Linked DNA regions of Mus musculus: region 2 is linked to region 1. A link is a loop called in an ENCODE intact Hi-C map of the cell type or tissue named here. Cell type or tissue: left cerebral cortex. All regions are shown on one strand. Links, peaks and the distances in the headings refer to the core of each region. The heading gives the core; the rest is flanking DNA.

The links. A loop is a pair of places that touch in the nucleus more often than their neighbours do. Peaks named below come from ENCODE experiments on the same cell type or tissue, not always from the same donor. Only the 100,000 strongest peaks of a DNase experiment are listed, where the experiment ranks them.
Region 2: it touches region 1 in a loop (9-fold over the local background); 16 of 42 quality-filtered maps call a loop at or near these places.

What each region holds. Positions count from the first base shown.
Region 1 is chr15:30,924,702-30,932,246 of GRCm38, forward strand. The region is part of intron 17 of Ctnnd2 (catenin (cadherin associated protein), delta 2); the gene reads left to right. It overlaps Gm52177 (a long non-coding RNA gene), which reads right to left. Exons shown (of 2, transcript XR_003951490.1): 2 at 4,231-6,015. Among named protein-coding and RNA genes, the nearest start is that of Gm52177, 4.4 kb to the right of the region's middle. In left cerebral cortex, for the core only: a CTCF peak has its summit at 3,094 (motif pointing right); a DNase peak (open chromatin) is centred at 3,109.
Region 2 is chr15:31,145,782-31,153,326 of GRCm38, forward strand. No RefSeq gene overlaps it. Among named protein-coding and RNA genes, the nearest start is that of Gm32070, 14 kb to the left of the region's middle. In left cerebral cortex, for the core only: a CTCF peak has its summit at 5,231 (motif pointing left); a DNase peak (open chromatin) is centred at 5,223.

The sequences.
Region 1 (7,545 bases), core at 1,395-5,394:
GCTTAAAGGATCCTCTTTCTGAGGTGTCCACACACTGTGTCCTCCCCGCAGCAGATGCCCCTTTCCCAAGAGATGCTGCACCACCATCCATCAAGCCACAGTAGCTCCTTCCTTGGCTGGTTCTTAATAGCAATGGTCCCTATTTAAGATGTTTCCACTTACAGCCTTTTAATTAAGATACTACGACAATAATATGCATGCAGAAAAAAAAAACTTCTTTGAATTTTGAATTTTTATTTTATCTCATGCTGATGGTGTGTCATACCATATTCTCTTCCAATACTGGGTAGTGGCATTAAGTGACAAATTCAAATCAGGCATGAAATCATGGGGAAAGAACTCATGTTCCGCCATGTGCCATGTTGCTAAGCTATGATGTTCAGTAAGTTGGGTGTCGTAAATGCATTCGCTTACAATACTGTCAACTTATAATGGCTTGTTGTGACATAACTGCAAGCCAATGAGGATCACTGTATGCAACATTGCTTACTGGTCTTGTTTCTTTCCCCTCCACTGGGGAATGAGCTAATAAGGGATGGATGCCTTGTCTTATTCTCTGATGTATTCTGTGTGTCTGCAATGGTATGTGACCCCTAAGAGAGACTTGATGAATATTGGCTGAGTGGATAGCTGAGTTACATTTAAGAAAAATGTTAAGTGAACAAATTAAAGGAAACACAAACCAGAGAAAAGGATTCCATGTTTATGAACAGCCAAAAAGTCTGTTCATTTTCTCCTTAACTGTTGTAGTTGCATGAGGGTGGGCCCTTAGAATCTCAGAAGGAATCCAGCTTTTTTCCACCATTGGTTCTGAGGTCTCAGTTTAAATTTCAGCTCTCTTGGGCTATCCCCTTAATTGGCGTGAGAGTGGGCTGACAGCCACATTTGCACTCGAGGGAAGGATCATCTTCAGAGGGCTCCATTATTAGGAAGTGGTTGACTAAGCAACGGTCACACTAGTCCATTACATCTACGGAGAAGCAAGCAGTACCACAGTCTGGAGCCTAGCTGCCTCTGTGTTCCTTGTCTTCCCATTGGGCTGTTTCCATGACTATGCATATGTCTCTGCAAACTGAGGTTGAGTGTGCTATATACAAAGGTCCTGGATTCTTCCTAATGACAGGGCACAGCAGCTAAAGTTAATGCCTATACATAACATTCTTTGCAACATTCAGAAATGTTAATTTTCCCTCTATGTGATGAAGGTTGGTTTGGGGTCGGGGGTTGGGGGAGATTAGCTTCGGTGAAAAGACTGTATCATAGCACATCCCTTTATGGTTCCATTTCGAAGCTTATTTCAGCACTGGACAGTTCCCAGAACTGCACAGTTCCCAATGGAGCCCATAGTCCTCACCCTTCACTACTCAACAGAACAGAGTCCCTAAGGCACATGTGGGCTTGCACCTCCTGACCTCTCATGTTACTTGAAGCCCGGCTTGGGTATCCCTTCCTGATGAAAGCTACTTCCCTGACTCAGAACTTTTCACATGTGCTCTAAAGCAGGGATTAATCGGTTAGGGATAGAGTTATGTTTAATTATTCATTGTTTTGAAGCTTAAATTTTATTTCCGGAATTTTATACATGATTATTTTCTTTGTAATACCTACCCTTTCCTCTACCACTCCAGCTCCTCCCATGTCCTTTCCCTACTCCCTCCCAAATTATTGGCCATAAACTCCTTAATTATTATTATTGTTGTGCGTACACATACCCGCTGAGTCCAGTTAATGTTAATAATAATTAAATCCTTTAATTATTATTATTGCAAATAAATTCTTTAATTATTTTCATATTTTATGTTTAATAAATTTTTGTGTTTAATAATTATAATTACTATGGCTGTACATGCATACACCTGCTGAGTCCAGTTAATGTTGCTAGTGTTTGTATGTGCATAAAGCTGACCGCTTGGGATTGGATAATCTGTCAGGGTGCACCCCTGAGTTGTATTTATTTTGATATTCCATGATGCCTGGAGCTTTTCTGTGCCTGTAATAGGCGCTCAGAGTACATTTGCTGAGTATATTCATCCATCAGTGATGGATGGATGAATAGTACGTTACTTATTATGAAGAGTAGATCTAGAGGGGCATTACAGGATCCCAAGTGAGGAGACGGATGAGTGGAGGGAATTGTGTGGTCCAGCCTTTACCTACAAAGTCCAGGAACTTGAGGAGATGCTGCAGGTATCCTGTCAAATCCATGATTGTAAGCAGACTCATTTAGATGAGATTTGGGATTTGGTGGGAAACAACACTTTCCACATATGACTGAGTCGCCCATTGCCGATGATGTCTGTGCTGGCAGGGCACCTGCATCCCCAAAGCATGGTGACAGAGTATCTCACTTGGCTCCCCTGAGTGATGATGGTTCCAGGCCACATCTCTGGCAGGCAAGCCAGGTCTAGAATGCCGTCAGCATCTTTCTAATTCCCTGGCACATCTCCCTGAACTGAAGGGGAGAGTGTGTCCATCACTTCATGAGCCAGGACCCCTTTGCTCTCTGACATTACCACCCCCTGGTGTTGCCACGAGAACACAACCTTTCTATATTGGTTGTTCTTCGCTTTGGCTAAACTTTTTTCTTTGTCACCCAATGGGGCTTCTCTCTGGGCACAGGCCTCCCTGCCTGTCCTAACAGCAAAGGAGGCACCGCTGGCTGTTTTTGAAACCAGCAAGGAGCTGTTTCCTACCATGTGTCCCTAAAAATGAACAAAAGTGGAGCACAAGCCCTCCCTGGGTAGCAGGCAAATGCAGCTCGTACTCCACACAATAATGAGATCTAGGCTGCAAACCCACTGCGCGTCTTTCAGTTTTGAGTCTCTCTCTTCTTTCATCAGTGGGAATGGAAGACTACTCTGTCCTAACTTTCTTCCTTTGTCCCAATTTATTTTAAATATTTAGGTTTAAAAATATTTTTGGCCATTCTAAAAACTTAATAGAGTATGCTGGCGATCTTTAAAGAATGACAGAAAATGTTCCGTATTTAACCAAAATGAATGAGGAGATGACAGAAGTAGTCCATAGGATTACAAGTTCGTCTCTCCGTACACCAGATCTTTATGCAATGAGACGGTGTACTTTCTCTGGAGGCCTGCAGGAGGAGCTGCTGTGCAGAAGACAAACGGTGGGGAATCACCATTGAGCTACTGCTGATCCGAGGGGAAACATGGCTTGTAAATGTTATCCATCCCATGAGTGAATTTTTGACCAGTATCTGCACTTAAAGAATTCAAAACCTAGCAATACTTACTTTCAGCTAAACTTTGACATATGTTCTTACCTAAACCTGAAGTCACAAATGTATGTTTTTGAGGACTAAACAGATACCAGCACCTTTGTCGTGGCCTCCGTAACAGTGATTCCTTTGAAATCATTGTGAAAACTCTATGTGAATTTGGAAGCTTAGAATTAAGAAACACCCTGGTCACCATGCAATTCCTGTTTGGAATATGGTGTTGTGCTGTGTCTCCTGGCAGAACTAAAAAGCAGAGAGCTCTACAAGGTTCTGTCCACTAATTCAGACAGATATATGCATGTATGCCTGCATGCATTGGTTATTCCCCAACCTGTGGCAGTTGATCAGATGTAGCAAAGGCTTCTGGGCCACATTAACTCCATTCTGGGAAGCAGGCCTCACAAGCAATATTCGTCACATCACACAAGAAGCACGTTCTTCATCTGTTCCCTTGACCCTGACTAATCTCTTGAGTCCAGGGAACGTCTCCAGCCTCTGGGAAACTCCAGACACTGCGGGAGGCAATGTACCCTTTTAACCCTGGGAAAGTATAAACTTCGCTTTATTAAGTAGATCTGAGGACATTTTAGAAACCTACCTTCTCTGCATCCCAAAACATGCTCTTCAGCCTAGGGCAGATGTTGTTTTAATTAAAACACGTGTAATTTCAATTAGTATTTTAAGAAGAAATCTGATTTTTCCAGACAGGGTGATTTATGAGAACATTCTCTGCTGCCTCACATTAGTAATTTGGTTTCAAAAGCCAGATCCTAGCAAAAGGAGAGCTCTGCGCTTCAGCCAAACATTTACATCTTCAGATTTTGTACCCTAACCCCCAGGACCCAGTCTCCCAAAGGCTGCTTCTCTTTCCTGTGAAACCATGACTTCTCTGTTAATGAAGTTTGGACTCTCATTGGAGAATGTTGGTGACTGGGTCTGGAAGATAAGAATGCCTTGGCAGGGTAGTTATAAATAAATCAAAGAGTCAAAAATTATTTTATTAGGTGGGAATTTAATGGCTCATCCCTTGGAAATGTTTCACATAGGTAAAAAGCAAAAATGAGAATTTTTATAGTTGCTTCCAATTCAGCTTAAAGGCTTCAGAGAAGAGGAGAGAGAGAGAAAGGGGGCAGGGTTTTGTGTTGACTAGGCACGCGTTTAATGGCTAGCCAAACAATTTGAACAAAATGCTTAGCGAAGAGGCTGTGTGGGAAATGAAACGTGAACTGTCCCCTGTCCCCATCCTGGCTGCCACCTACACGCAGTCTGGATCATGTGGGGAGCACATTTTCCTCTCTTGTTTTTTTCTTAAAAGATTTATTTATTTTTTTATATGTAAGTATGCTGTAGCTGTCTTCAGATACTCCAAAAGAGGGCATCAGATCTTGTTACAGATGGTTGAGAGCCACCATATGGTTGCTGGGATTTGAACTCGGGACCATCAGAATAGTCAGTGCTTTTAACCACTGAGCTAAGTTTTCCTCTCCAATGCCAGAAATAATGTTGTACAAAGACTTTAAAATTTTTAAGATGAGTATTCTTTTGGCCACCAGAGCTTCTGTTTCTTATTTCCCCTGCTTGATCTTGAGGAATGACCAAGCAGGTGAGTACATTTATCATTAACCAGTCAAAAGGAGTAAAATGTTGCCAAGTAGCTGCCTAAGTCATAGTTTAAGAAGGACCTGCTTTCCAGAGAAATGGTCCTGGGCCAGATGACTGACCTGCTGCTAAACTGAACTCTTGGAGGAGACAATGATGTGTCTCCATCTAAACTCTACTGAGAGATAGACTCCACTCTTTACTATAGCAATATGAAATAGCTTCTACATAGCTTCTACGATTCTGATCCTAAGTCCAGTGTGTCAAGAAGAAACAGATCATTATTTTCATGCTGCCATAAAGGAGCCAGTGGGACAATTAGTAACAGGCACGGTAAGGCAGCAGCTAGGGCAGCTCCCAGGAGCCCATCTGAAGCTCTCCTGAAAACTCTTGCACAGACTTCTGGTGTACAGAAGGGTTTTCATCTCTCACACCATGGGAAGTCCATGATCTTTTACTGTGTGACAGAAATGCCTTTCTCTTGTTGGTAATAAAATTACTTATTCAATTTTGTATAGCATGCCTTAAATCAGTATTAGGTAGAACTATTAACTTTGAAGAGTACAACAATTCAGAACACAAAAGGAGCTTCCTAATGTACATCTATCCTCTGAACCACGGAGAGTATTGCCCTTACCATCATTTGATAAAGATTTGGGACAGAATGACATGGGATGAAGAGGACAGAAGCCACTGTAGGATTGCTGATTTTAAGCAGGAAAGAGTAGTATTGCAGGTCCCGGCATTAGGGGGTATCCTGTGCTCAAGACGAATGAAAAGATAAAAATCCCAGTGGTCCTCACCTTGAGACTTGAGCAGTTTAATTTGCTTGTCAGAAATAAAAGTTATAGCCATGGAATGGGAAGGAGTGGTATTAAATTTTTAATTACGTTCACAGACAAATGTACCCAGTGCCTGTGTGAGTCAGGTCATTTAAAAAGTGACCTTATTACTTTTAAATGTTAGGAACCCAATAGTTTTAACTCTCAGCCACCAGTCAAGTTCCCTCTTCACATTCTAATTCAAACCCTGGTGTTCTCTCTCTCTCTCTCTCTCTCTCTCTCTCTCTCTCTCTCTCTCTCTCTCTGCCTGCTGCCATTTTCCCAGTGAAGAATGCATTGAAATGAAGATTTTTTTTCCTGCCTTTTCCTTCACTCCAAGGGGTAAATCTTTAAATCCTAGAAAAGAATTTAGAAATAGGCAAAATTAGTGTAAATATGACCAGTTAACTTTATAGTAGGCAGCATAAAATATATGCATTCAAGGTAACGGCTGTATGCATGAATGACTTATCATTAAAAGTATGAACTTGCCAAAGAATAAGATATAAAAAAGTAATAGGGAGCAAACGTCATCACAATGATATCTTCAAAGTACTCAAAGCTGGTAGGCAGGGGAAACATTCCAGACCCCAGTTGGGGACAAGTATATATTCTGACATATTTCCTAAGTACCTCCCACCTACGGTCATATACATACGGTGCAGTTGAGTCAAACAAATTTGTTTAGGGTCTTGTTATTTTATATAAATGGTAGACTCTGGCATCTCAGGCAGAATCTATCCTTGGGCAAGTGGCTTACAAGTTAGAGGTATTTTTGTTTTATAGATGGCTTAGGCACGGTAATTAAAACCTAAAACATAACTTTGGCCCTCCCAATTACCACGAATTTGTCTGGAATGACTCTTCTTACATTGGGGTTTCATTTCTTCATTCTGCACATATTGTTATGGTATGCCAGCTATGTTGTGTTAAACTCAAGAAGAATGAAGACTGAAGTGTGGACACTATGCCCCTCCTTAGAATTGGGAACAAAACACCCATGGAAGGAGTTACAGAGACAAAGTTTGGAGCTGAGATGAAAGGATGGACCATGTAGAGACTGCCATATCCAGGGATCCACCCCATAATCAGCATCCAAACGCTGACACCATTGCATACACTAGCAAGATTTTATCGAAAGGACCCAGATGTAGCTGTCTCTTGTGAGACTATGCCGGGGCCTAGCAAACACAGAAGTGGATGCTCACAGTCAGCTAATGGATGGATCACAGGGCTCCCAATGGAGGAGCTAGAGAAAGTAGCCAAGGAGCTAAAGGGATCTGCAACCCTATAGGTAGAACAACATTATGAACTAACCAGTACCCCTGAGCTCTTGACTCTAGCTGCATATGTATCAAAAGATGGCCTAGGCGGCCATCACTGGAAAGAGAGGCCCATTGGACACGCAAACTTTATAGGCCCCAGTACAGGGGAACGCCAGGGCCAAAAAGGGGGAGTAGGTGGGTAGGGGAGTGGGGGTGGGTGGGTATGGGGGACTTTTGATATAGCATTGGAAATGTAAATGAGCTAAATACCTAATAAAAAATGGAAAACAAAAACAAAAACAAACAAAAAAAAGAATACAATAGACTGAATTACATAACTCCTTCAGTAGAGAATACCCCATTTCTTCAATTAGGTTGCTAAGTAGGGGACTGGGTTAATATTTAACCTTCAGTAGTACGTAAAAGAGGGCTGTTGCAAGGTTCCAGAGATTTCTACACACTCCAAAGCCCTGCCCAGCACTGACTTTCTGGACCTTTCTCATCCTCAACGTTCTTTTTTCTTCCGCTCTCCTCTGGTAGGTGAAATTTAGTTGCAGCCTCAGAACCGGGCACCCCCTCCATTTCTGCCTTCAGTAACATTGTTTCTACTGTGTGGTTCAAG
Region 2 (7,545 bases), core at 1,847-5,846, 220 kb after region 1:
TCTGGAAAAATAGAAAACCTAGGATAGCATAAACTATTCTCAACAATAAAAGAACCTCTGGTGGAATCACCATGCCTGACCTAAAGCTGTACTACAGAGCAATTGTGATAAAAACTGCATGGTACTGGTACAATGACAGACAGGTAGATCAATGGAATAGAATTAAAGACCCAGAAATGAATCCACACACCTATGGTCACTTGATCTTTGACAAGGGAGCTAAAACCATCCAGTGGGAAAAAGACAGCATTTTCAACAAATGGTGCTGGCACAACTGGCGGTTATCATGTAGAAGAATGTGAATTGATCCATTCTTATCTCCTTGTACAAAGCTCAAGTCTAAGTGGATCAAAGACCTCCACATAAGACCAGAGACACTGAAATTAATAGAGGAGAAAGTAGGGAAAAGCCTCGAAGATATGGGTACAGGGGAAAAATTCCTAACAGAACAGCAATGGCTTGTGCTGTAAGATCAAAAATTGACAAATGGGACCTCATAAAATTGCAAAGCTTCTGTAAGGCAAAAGACACTGTCAATAAGACAAAAAGTCCACCAACAGATTGGGAAAGGATTTCTACCAATCCTAAATCTGATAGGGAACTAATATCCAATATATACAAAGAGCTCAAGAAGCTGGACTCCAGAAATTCAAATAACCCCATTTAAATATGGGGTACAGAGCTAAACAAAGAATTCTCAACTGAGGAATACCGAATGGCAGAGAAGCACCTGAAAAAATGTTCAACATCCTTTTCATCAGGGAAATGCAAATCAAAACAACCCTGAGATTCCATCTCACACCAGTCAGAATGGCTAAGATGAAAAATGCAGGTGACAGCAGATGCTGGTGAGGATGTGGAGAAAGAGGAACACTCCTCCATTGCTGGTGGGATTGCAAACTGGTGCAACCACTCTGGAATCAGTCTGGAGGTTCCTCAGAAATTTGGACATAATACTACCGGAAGAGCCAGCAATACCTCTCCTGGGCATATAATACCCAGAAGAAGTTCCAACTGGTAATAAGAACACATGCTCCACTATGTTCATAGCAGCCTATTTATAATAGCCAGAAGCTGGAAAGAACCCAGTTGTCCCTCAACAGAAGAATGGATACAGAAAATATGGTACATTTATACAATGGAGTACTACTCAGCTATTAAAAACAGTGGATTTATGAAATTCTTGGACAAATGGATGTATCTGGAGGATATCATCCTTAGTGAGGTAACCCAGTCACAAAAGAAGTCATTAGATATGTACTCACTGATAAGTGGATATTAGCCCAGAAACAGAACACCCAAGATACAATTTGCAAAACACAAGAAAATCAAGAAGAGGGAAGACCAATGGGTGGATACTTCATTCCTCCTTAGAATAGGGAAGAAAATACCCATGAAAGGAGTCACAGAGACGAAGTTTGGAGATAGATCGAAAGGTTGGACTATCCAGAGACTACCCCACCTGGTGATCCATCCCATAATCAGCCACCAAACCCAGACGCTATTGCATATGCCAGAAAGATTTTGCTGAGAGGACCCTGATATAGCTGTCTTGTATGAGGCTATGCCAGTGCCTGGCAAATACAGAAGTGGATGCTCACAGTCATCTATAAGATGGAACACAGGGCTCCCAATGAAGAAGGTAGAGAAAGCACCCAAGGAGTTGATGGGGTCTGCAACCCTATTGGTGGAACAACAATATGAACTAACCAGTACCCCCGGAGTTCGTGTCTCTAGCTGCATATGGAGCAGAAGATGGCCTAGTCGGCCATCACTGGGAAGAGAGAACCCTTGGTCTTGCAAACTTTATATGTCCCAGTACAGGGGAATGCCAGGGCCAAGAAGCGGGAGTGGAAGGGTAGGGGAGCAGGGCAGAGGAAGGGTATAGGGAACTTTTAGGATAGCATTTGAAATGTATATAAAGAAAATATCTAATACAAATAAATAAATAAAGAGTCCCTCTTCCAAAATGACTGAAGTTTGCATCAAATTGGTATAAAACTAACCAGGACACACAATTTAAAAAAAAAAAAAAAAAAAAGATGGTAGCAGTGCCTATGGATGGTGCCCAGAGCAGCTGTCCTTCCCTATCATGCCATACTTTGACTCTGTCACAACACAGCTCCAGGGTCCCACAGTTTGGTTTCAGTCTGACAGCAATGAAGGAGGGACAGGTTGTAGCATCCATGACTGCTGGGCTTGTCGCTGGCTACAAGAGCCAGAGCTTCCACGCCAGTCACCGCTCTTGGGATCTTACAGTCACAGATAAGTCTAACCGTGCATGCTTCCAGAAAGGAGGCAGAGGGTCTTACAGTCCCTTTCTCTCCCTGGATTCTCAGACAGCCTTAGCAAGGGGTTGAGAGCAGATGTCATGTGTTTGAATGAGAGAAACATTGGTTACTTTTCTTCTCTCTGTCAGTGTAAGACTTGACAGGAACAGCTTGAAGGAGGGACTTTATCTAAGCTCAAGGCTTCAGAAGGTCACAGAACAAGAAGGCAGAGAAGGCAAAACCAGCAGGCCAGACAGCAATGGCTGACAAGAAGCAGCAAAAACAGGCTGGAACCATATGGCTAAAGCTTCATGGACTTGCTCCTAATGACCCATTTCCACCAACCAGGCCTCTCCTCTAAAGACTCCACAGTCTCTAAATGTCACCACAATTGGGAGAGCAAGCACTCAGAACATGCTCCTGTGGTGACATTTCAGCATTAAACCACAGAAGGGCCATACGGCCCCCAGAGTTTCTATTCAACCTTGCCGTCACTCTCCTAAAGTAGCCAAAAACAATATGCAAATTCACAGCCATAAATGTCACTGCTTGTGAGACACACACACACACACACACACACACACACACACACCAAACTTAAGTGTTACTAGCATAATCTTATTAAAGGGTAGAGACTTGGAAGGTGGCTAGACCACGTGTGGGCACCCCCATGAATATTTGTCACAATAACCAGGGCTTGGCCGGCACCGAGGTTTGTCAATCAAGTTTTATTGGCCCACGGCTCACGCATGCATTGCCATGTTTATAGCTGCTTTTGTGCTGCACTGGAAGAGAAGCATCACTGTGACAAAGACTCGCCATCCACACCTGAAGTGTTTACTATCTGGCTCTTCACAGAAAACACTTGCTGGGTCCTGGCCCAGGCAACAGGCCAGGCTGAGGTCTAGCTCTGCAGGCAGTGCCAGCCCTATTATCTGTGCCTGCTTGTCTGAGAGCCTCTCCTACAGGCATTCCTGGGGGGAATCAAAGGTATCCTTTCAACAATCCTTTCTCATAAGGCCAACCTACCAATGTGCTCAATGCTCTCTAAAAGCCCGCCAGGAGTCTCCGAAGACTAAGGAGAAAGCTTGTCTCCTCAGCTCCAGCACGCACCACAGGCAGCTCGGTTCTGCATCCATTGCTTGGACATTGATGACCAATACCAATGACAGGGAACCTAACAAGATGCACAGAGACGAAACATCCCTCTTAGGAAGGGCTGCCTGGAGTCATGCTCCTGTTGTTTGTGCAGTGGTGTGGGGTCTAGCATGGCTTGTTAACATGGAGTGTCCTTGTTGTTCAAGTAAGTCAAGACACCTATCTCTAGGGTTCAGGGAGATGACCCATGAGGGCCCCTGCCCATGAAGGCTCCAAAACACAAATAGGGTTTGGAGAAGAGAAATCCAGAGTGTAGGAAAGGTGGATGTGTTCCTGCCCTTTGACACCGCTCCCTGTGGATTTCTACCTGCTTCTATTGGGAACAGTGTGCTAAATACCAAGTGAGATATAAAAGAGCTATTTCATCCAAATCTCCCCGTGACGGTGAGAACATAAGGCAGCAATCCCAAGGACTTCCTCTCAGCAAAGGATGCCACAAGCCAAGGAAAAAGACAGACGGTCCACTCGACGGAGATACTCTTGCTGAATAAAGCAGCAAGGGATTAATGTCTACAATAAACAAAGAATGTCTTTAAATTGTTGTTTTTTTTTTTTAAACCAGTAGGTGTTTCTGTGAATGGGAGCTATCTGACAAGTGCACATAGAGACGACACTGAACGTTCCCTGCAATGTGGAGAAAATTAGAACAACAGTGGAAACCCAGCACCAGAATACAAGCCACCACTGGATGGGTCTCCAGCTGTAGAAGAGGGTGTGAGAAGAGACACACTTGAGAGCCAGCGAAGCCATGGAGCCATCTGTAGGGCTCCATGAAGCTAGGCATACTGCCTTCAGTCTTGGCATGAATCCCCAGTGGCTGTTCACCTAGGCATCTGTCACTCCAGGCCAAGGCTCCACATGCAAGGAAATGCATAAAGACTGTGTCTGTGGTCACATAGAGAAGAGGCAATCTGCTGCCATTTGTAAATGGCTGTATACAACGACAGCTCCACTATGAGCAGGGAGGAGCAGAGAGCTGGATGCATAAATAGCACCAGAAGAGGTCCCAGACATGTAATGCTCAATGGGGCACAGAGAGGATGAGCGTGAAGAATAGTATTCAAGTAGCTACACACACACACACACACACACACACACATGCTTGTGCACACAGATGCATATGCACACACATGCACACACATGTGTATATGCACACATATGTGTGTTCATGCACATGCACACATATGCACACATATGCACACACACACACACACACACACACACACACACCTAGACATTCTATTCAGCTCTACTTTGGGTCCCTAGAAGCAGATCCTGAGAGAAGGTTCAGGTTTTAGTGACTCACTGAGGAAGGCCTGCAAGGAGAAAGAAGGAAGGAAAGGGATAGAACAGATGAAGAGACCAGCAAGGTTATGGGGGAGGGGCTGGAAAGCTTCTTGGTATTGCTGTGGGACATCAATCATACCCCCAGACTTGTTCTCTTGCCTCAAGAGGACTGGCCTTTCACATGACTAATCACACAAGTCCTGGCTGGACTTGTGACCACTCATCAAGGGTCGCTCTCAGGTCTGGAATCAGCGGCTGTAAGAGCGCTCTGAGCCAGCTCCTGGGACAAATGAGGAGGGCACTGAGAGAGGACAAAACCACAGAAAATATAACGGAGCAGATCTCAGACAGCGGGATGGCGGGAACATGCCAGAAATAAGAATGCAGTTAACCTCAGGACCCAAGCTCCTGCCTCGTAAGTTATAATAGAGAGGGGCAGTCGGAACAGACAGTGCTCAGTGCAAACTCTGGAAGCGCCTATCAAAACTAGCAGGATGCGCGCTCTGCCACCTGCTGGCAGATGGCTCGGCACAGATTCTGTGCATCTGCAAGAAGCAGGGCTCCAGGCCCAGGTTTATCTGTGAACAAAGAACTCAGAGCGCTCAGATCCCCTCTCTGTGAGGTAAAATATCTATAGCCTCAAAACAAGCGGCCAGAGAGGGGAACAGCAACAAAAGCTAAAAGAGATTCTAAACTTCCCTCCGTGTAATCCACACAGAAAGGCAGAGCCGCAATGAAAGGCTTACTGGAGGGCTTCGCCGGGTAGGGGAGCAAGGTTGGAAGCAGCAAGCGCAAGATATTCAGGAACAGAACAGCAAAGAGATCTTTCACACAAAAATAGATGGCTTCAAGTGCAGCGAGCATTCAAACACACAGGGTTTGCTCACTTTGGGTGGCACTCTTGTCACCTTTGTGGAAGAGCTGCAGGTGCCGGTGGCTTTGTCTTGCCCAAGTAAAGCCAAAACACTTTTCAAGACTGCATCTCTGTGTTATATATGTGTCTCCCCCAAAACATGTCCACACTCAGGTGGACATGTATTCCTGCATATGGTTGCATGCTAGTTCATATACACATGCATGCATGTGCACAAGACATGTGCAGTTGTACAGGTGTATACACATGAAAGTTTGCTTTCCTCTTCTCCTCTTTTCTAAATTAAACCTTGTCTCATCGGCCCAAAGGGATAATGTTGGGGACTCTTCTGTTACACAGAAACCATCACTTTGAGCTTCTGCCCAGTTCACTTCTAAGAACTGAGACCCAGACCCAGGGGCTAGACTCAGAAATCAACCTCTGACATCATACCCAATCCCCAAGACACAGGGAGGCTTCCATATAATTTCCCAGCATGGAAACTCCCATATGCAAATTAGCTTCTGCAAATCCCTCCTCACAGACTTGTCCTGTCTGGCCATGGGTCCTACCAGATTCAACCAGTGAGATCCCATCAACTCAGGCAGCTCAGGCCAGTGAGGCTCAAAGCATGGTCCCCTAATTAACAGTCACAGCCGTGGAAGCTTTGCCGGACATGCCAGCTCTCATATCCCACCCAGGACTTAGACTCTTAAGCGGGATGGGGAAAATGAGCCTCACTGGATAAGAATGGGCTATGTCCTCAGAGGACAGCTTCCCTTGAAGCTTTGGGTCCTCAGAGAGAGCCATGGTAATGGTGCCTCTTCAGAAGAAGGAGGGAGGTAGGGGGACACTGGAGTATAGGCTCTGATGAAGAACATCTAGTTCTGACTCCTCGGAGAGCTGCTGAGCATGGACTCAACCAAAATCTCATCCTACAAGAAAGAAAACGACCTCTGTCACAAGGTCAGCCAGCGGGTAATGGGCTGGGGGCTGTCCTCCCCTCCAGGGACTTTAAGACTTGGGCAGGGCAGCTACTATTCCTCAGAGAGATCTTTTTTCAATACAGCAGCAGCTTAGAGTTGTCAGCCTCCCAAATGTTCAGCACCCAGGAACACCAGTTGGGACGACAGAGCTGGGTGCCTCGTGGCTCCTGAACTGTTCCAAGCCCTCGGGACATCAGCCCAAGAACTGATGGAGAGAAGTGGATTGGGAGGTAATCTCCTCCACCTTCTCTTTTTCTGGGGCTGCTGGAAGGAAGCAGTGCAAAGCAGGTGGTTTCCAAACAATGTAAACTTCTCTTTCACAGTTCTGGGATCATGAAGGCTGAAACCAAGGCTCTGGCAGGGCCCTGCTCCCTCCAGAATCTCTTCTAGGTTCTGGGGCTCCATGCCGCTCAGGTTCTAGATAGGTACCTCCAATCCCTGGCTCTAACGCTGCTTTCCTCCTCCCAAACATCTCTGTTTATATGTGTCCTCTCCTTTTCCTCGGAGATCATCTGTTTCTGTGGTAGGTGCTCCCAAAAGGTGCTCCTTTACAGCTGCAAAGACTGTTTCAAACATGTCCCGTGGACTAGAACTTCAGCCTCTCTTTGGGGGCAGACAGTTTAGCCCAAACCAACAAGGATGACTTGAAGGGCCACACTCTTCATAGATGCAGAGACCACCATAACTCAGGGGATGCTGCAAGAAACTCCAAGTTGGTTCTCTGACCAACTTTGCTAATGAGAAATAAGAGGGCCAATTTTACGTGACTAAAAAACACAGCTTTCTGGAAAAGGTACCTGTGCTGGGATAGAACATTCCTTCCATGGTGATGCCCCTTGGTGGAGTGGGCAGAATTTGGTACCACAGTTTCAGATAGATGGACAGACAGTTGAGGCAGTGACAGACAAGCATGCCCCATGAGGAGTGAGATGAGCTAGTGGTCCCAAGGGTGGGTGAACACTGATGCTTCCAAAGCCAAATCATGCTGTGA